Linked DNA regions of Homo sapiens: region 1 is linked to region 2. Evidence: read pairs that join two places in POLR2A ChIA-PET (ENCODE). Cell type or tissue: OCI-LY7. All regions are shown on one strand. Each heading gives the region's core, and the rest is flanking DNA. Links, peaks and the distances in the headings are about the cores only.

Evidence for each region. ChIA-PET counts read pairs that join two places held together with the same protein. Peaks named below come from ENCODE experiments on the same cell type or tissue, not always from the same donor. Only the 100,000 strongest peaks of a DNase experiment are listed, where the experiment ranks them.
Region 1: POLR2A ChIA-PET joins it to region 2 with 20 read pairs; 29 of 35 experiments call an interaction of 5 or more read pairs at or near these places.

Annotation. Positions count from the first base shown.
Region 1 is chr3:4,959,612-4,962,417 of GRCh38, reverse strand. The region is part of intron 1 of BHLHE40-AS1 (BHLHE40 antisense RNA 1); the gene reads left to right. Among named protein-coding and RNA genes, the nearest start is that of BHLHE40, 18 kb to the left of the region's middle. In OCI-LY7, for the core only: no CTCF peak of the experiment used is centred there; no DNase peak of the experiment used is centred there.
Region 2 is chr3:5,015,102-5,017,907 of GRCh38, reverse strand. No RefSeq gene overlaps it. Among named protein-coding and RNA genes, the nearest start is that of BHLHE40-AS1, 37 kb to the right of the region's middle. In OCI-LY7, for the core only: no CTCF peak of the experiment used is centred there; a DNase peak (open chromatin) is centred at 1,197.

The DNA.
Region 1 (2,806 bases), core at 166-2,665, 55 kb after region 2:
AGTCCGTTCGTAATTGCATACACACTTAGTATTGATAGATCCTTTTGATGAGTTTCTCTTTTATCATTAATACTTTTCCTCTTTATCTCTAGTAATATAATTATTCTGAAGCCTATCTTAATATTAATATAACCACACCTGCTTTTTTATACTTAATGTTTGTGTGGTATATTTTTTCTACCCTTGTGCTTTCAAACTATGACTTTTTATATTGTATTTATTTTATTCTGTTTTTTAGAGACAGGGTCTCACTCTGTTGCCCAGGCTGGAGTGCAGTGGTGAGATCACAGCTCACTGTAACCTTGAACTTCTGGGTTCAAGCAATCCTCCTGCCTCAGCCTCACAAGTAGCTGGAACTTCAGGCGTGTCTCACCACAGCCCTGAAATGGGGTCTTGCTGTGTTGCCCAGGATGGTCTCAAACTCCTGGCCTCAAGCAGTTCTCCTGCCTTGGCCTCAAAGTGCTGGAATTACAGGCGTGAGCCACTGTACCTAGCCTTAAACTATGTCCTTATAATTTTGTATTTGTCAAGATCATATTGTTGGATCTTACTTTTATATTAATCTGACAATCTCTGCCTTTTAAGTGTTTAATATGTTTATATTTGATATAATTACTAATCTGAGTTAATTCTCCCATATTGGTATTATTTTCTACTTATGCCTTTTATTCTTTGTTTCTGCTTCTACTTTCTTGCCTCATTTTTGGTATACTGCATTCTTTTTAATTAATTTTTTTTTTGAAATGGGGTCGTACTATGTTGCCCAGGCTGGTCTTGAACTCCTGGCCTCAAGTGATACTCCCATGTCAGCCTCCCAAAGTCTTGGGATTACAGGCATGAGCCACTGTGCCCAGCCCATATTGCATTTTTATTTTTATTTATGTATTTTTTGTTTTGAGATGGTGTCTCACTCTATTGCCTAGGCTGGAGTGCAGTGGCACGGTCTCTGCTCAATGCAACCTCTGCGTCATGGTTTCAAGCAATTCACATGCCTCAGCCTCCCCCGTAGCTGGGATTACAGGTGTGTGCCACCACACCCAGCTAATTTTTCCTATTTGTGGTAGAGTTGGAGTTTCACTGTGTTGGCCAGGCTGGTCTCAAACTCCTGGCCTCAAGTGATCCACCCACCTCAGCCTCCCAAAGTGCTGGGATTACAGGCATGAGCCACAACACCTAGCCCCTTTTTGCATTTTTTAATCATTCCATTTTATCTCTTGTTTTTAGCTGTATTTCTCGTGGTGTATTTTTAGTGGCTGTTCTAGAGCAGTGGTTCTTAAACTTTACATACATTAGAAACACCTAGTGCTTTTATTAAAACATAGATTTCTGGGCCGTACTCCTAGAGCTCCTTATCTAGTAGGTCTGTGATATTGCTCAAAAATATTCATTTCTAGTAAGTTTTCAGATGATGCTGGTGGTATAAGTCTGGGAACTACATTTTGAGAACCACTATTCTAGAAATTATTCTCTGCATTTACCTTCAAATAGTATACTAAAAAAAATTATTATACAACTTCACAGATAGTGCAAGAACTTTACAACAGTATAATTCTATTTCTTCCCCCACCAACATTTTGTGCTCTTATTATCTGACATTTTACTCTTTATTCCCAAATATGTAATAAACCTCACAATATATTGGTTTTTTGCTTTAAACAATCAATTATCTTTTCAAATATTATATACACACACATACACAAATAGATATATAAATATTTCTTTGTAAAAGACCTTTAACATAGTTTTTTTGTTTTTTTGTTTTTTTTTTTTTTTTTGAGACAGAGTTTAGCTCTTGTCACCCAGGCTGGAGTGCACTGGCGCGATCTCAGCTCACCACAACCTCTGCCTCCCGGGTTCAAGCAATTCTTTTGCCTCAGCCTCCTGAGTAGCTGGGATTACAGGCATGCACCACCACACCCGGCTAATTTTTCTATTTTTAGTAGAGACAGGGTTTCTCCATGCTGGTCAGGCTGGTCTTGAAATCCCGTCCTCAGGTGATCCACCTGCCTCAGCCTACCAAAGTGCTGGGATTACAGGCGTGAGCCACCACACCTGGCCTTTTTTTTTTTTTTTTTTTCTCTTTGAGATGGAGTCTGTCTGTCACCCAGGCTGGAGTGCAGTGGCATGATCTCGGCTCACTGCAAACTCCGCCTCCTGGGTTTAAGCCATTCTCATGCCTCAGCCTCCTGGGTAGCTGGGATTACATGTGCACACCATGATGCCCAGCTAATTTTTATATTTTCAGTAGAGATGAGGTTTCACCATGTTGGCCAGGCTGGTCTCTAAGTCCTGACCTCAAGTGATCCACCTGCCTTGGCCTCCCAAAATGCTGGGATTACAGGCGTGAGCCACCACACCTGGCTGTATCCATTTTTTAAAACGTTTTCTGGGAGTCTTAAATTCTTCCTACAGATCTGAGTTTCCTTCTGCTATCTTTTCTGTTCAGTCAGAAAAACTTATGCCAGCTTTTCTTGTAGCATGGGTCCAATGGAGATGAATCTTCCCAATTTTTACCTGTCTGAAAATGACTTTATTTCACCTTTTTTTTTTTTTTTTTTTTTTTGAGACAGAGTCTCGCTCTGTTGCCCGGGCTGGAGTGCAGTGGTGCAGTCTCAGCTCACTGCAACCTCCACCTACCAGGTTCAAGCGATTCTCCTGCCTCAGCCTCCTGAGTAGCTGGGATTACAGGCACCTGCCATCATGCCCAGCTAATTTTTTGTATTTGTAGTAGAGACGGAGTTTCACCATGTTGGCCAGGCTGGTCTCAAACTCCTGACCTCGTGATCCGCCTGCCTCGGCCTCCCAA
Region 2 (2,806 bases), core at 185-2,684:
TGAAAGCCACTGTTCTAGGCCTTCTCCCTTTCCCTCTTGTCTCTCCCTGGGGTGCGGCCCTCTCCTGGTAGGAGTCCAGAGACCTGGGTTTGGCCCCAGAGCTGGGCTGTGTGACCTAGGGTAAGGGAAGAAAGCCCTTCTGAGCTTTTTAAATTTCTACTATTATTATTATTTTTGAGACAGAGTCTCGCTCTGCTGCCAAGCTAGACTGCACTGGCGCGAACTCGGCTGACTGCAACCTCCATCTCCCGGGTTCAAGCAATTCTCCTGCTTCAGCTTCCTGAGGAGCTGGAACTACAGGCGCGTGCCACCATGCCCAACTGATTTTTGTATTTTTAGTAGAGATGGAATTTCACCATCTTGGCCAGGATGGTCTCGATCTCTTGACCTCGTGATCCACCTGCCTCAGCCTTCCAAAGTGCTGGGATTACAGGCGTAAGCCACTGCACCCGGCCTCTGAGCTTTCTTTTAAATGGAGTAGGGGAGAGAGGAGTAGGAGTTATACTGATCTTTAAATCTTTTAGCATTTCAATCTTGCCTCTAGTCTTTAAAATAAAGCCCGAGCCCCTTAGCGTGACCCAACTTCTCTCCTGTCCACCTTCCTGCCTCCCAGTCGGCAGTCCAGCTCCTTGCCCCATATGGTGAATACATCCCACTTCAGCCGCAGTGGCCTATCTTCAGTTTTGTTAAAGTGCCTTGCTCTCTTTTACCTTCTAGTCTTTGGACTTGTCATTCTGCTCTTCCACGGAGTTTTCTAGGGTAATGCTTAAATCTATGTATGGTAGATCACATGACATCTGTTCACTGTGTGCCCTTGGGCAAGTTACTTAGCTTCTCTGTGCTTCAGTCCCCTCTTGCAGAAAAATGAGAATAACACTGGTCCTTAATTCATGGGGTTATTGTGCAGGTTGAATGAGATGATGCTTGCAGAGTTGTTTACAGCAATATCTAACACCCAGAAAGCAACAAGGGGAAACGTTCCCTGCCATCATTATGATTATTTCTGGAACGTGTTCACAATCAACTCTCAGGAATCAGCTCCGTTGTTACCCCCTTTCAGGAAGGCTTCCCAGGTTTCCACTCTCCAGCTCCCGTGTCTGCCCCTCCTCTGCCTCCTGACTCACCCTGGGTTCACTGCTGTCACCACCCTTATCACCGGTGTGGTAACTGCCTGTTTACTTGTCTAGCTCCTCTCAATAGATTGTCACTTCCTCAAGTCTAGAGATTAGAAACAGACCACATGCTGGCCTAAGCCACAGATGTGCTTTAGCTGGACTGGGGGCAGGAAGTTTGGAAAACTTTTAATAAGGTGTATTTTTTAAAACCGAAAAAAATAGTTTATTTTAAAAATGGGATGATTTCACATAAAAATCTGAGTTTCCAACTTCTCTTGGAAAATTAGAGACTGCAAATACAAGCCCCTGTCATTGCCTGCACCTGCGGGAGCATCGGCTTCAGGGGGGCAGGTGCTCCTGGCTTATTGCAGGTTCCACCCAGCCCGATTACTCACACTCTGCCCCCAAAAATAAGGTGATGACATAAGCCTCTCCTCTGAATCAGGACACCTTTGAGAGTGAAAGTGATATGTTATTAATAACCACAAATAAACCAGACAGATTAGGGAAAACTGGAAAACAGACTCCCGCTGAACTACAGAGTCGGGGGCTTTGACATCTTTGGGTCCCACATGACACACTTCCTGCCACATATATGCTCAATAAACGATCATCACAACAACTAGGGCATCTTGAGCATTTGCTTCATACAAACTTGTCCAATCCATGGCCCACAGGTCTAGGACAGCTCTGAAGGTGGCCCAACACAAATTCGTAAACTTCCTTACAACATTATGAGGCCGGGTGCGGTGGCTCACGCCTGTAATCCCAGCACTTTGGGAGGCGGAGGCAGGCGGATCACGAGGTCAAGAGATCGAGACCATCCTGGCCAACATGGTGAAACCCTGTCTCTACTAAAAATACAAAAATTAGCCGGGCGTGGTGGCGGGTGCCTGTAGTCCCAGCTACTCGGGAGGCTGAGGCAGGAGAATCGCTTAAACCCAGGAGGCGGAGGTTGCAGTGAGCTGAGATCTCACCACTGCACTCCAGCCTGGTGACACGGCGAGACTCCATCTCAAAAAAAAAAGTTTTTCTGCATTTTTTTAAAGCTCATCAGCTATCGTTAGTGTTAATGTATTTTATGTGGGGTCCAAGACAGTTCTTCCAATGTGGCCCAGGGAAGCCAAAAGACTGGACTTTCCTGGCTTAATGTATTAACTCAACAGCCCTCCCAGGAGCCTTATGAGGTAGAGACTGTTGTCTGCATCTTGCAGATGAGGAAACTGAGGCACAGATATATTTAATACTGTAACCTGTCTCAACTGCACAGCTAGGAAATGGGGAACCAAGACAGTTTGAGTCTTGAGTCTAGAGGTCGTGTGTTGGCAAAATCAATAATTCGCTCTTAGGGTCCTTCCCACCTCTACAAACCTCGGGTTCTTTTGATGTTTTTCCTCGTGTTTTCTCCTTTCCCAAGTCTCTCCTTTTGTCCTTTCCTCCTTTCTCTCTTGTACTCTGTTCTCTTTGTCTCTCCCTCTCGCTCACTCTTTCTGTTCCACCAACTCTTGCTCTCTCTGTCTCTCCCATCTTTGTCTCTCTGTGTCTCTAACTGTTGTTCCTGCTCTTGGGAACTCTCTATTTCTGTCCCTCTGTATTTCCCTTAACATCTTTTTTTTTTTTTTTTAAGACAGGTTTTCACAATGTCACCGAGGCTGGAGTGCAATGGTGTGATCTTGGCTCACTGCAGCCTC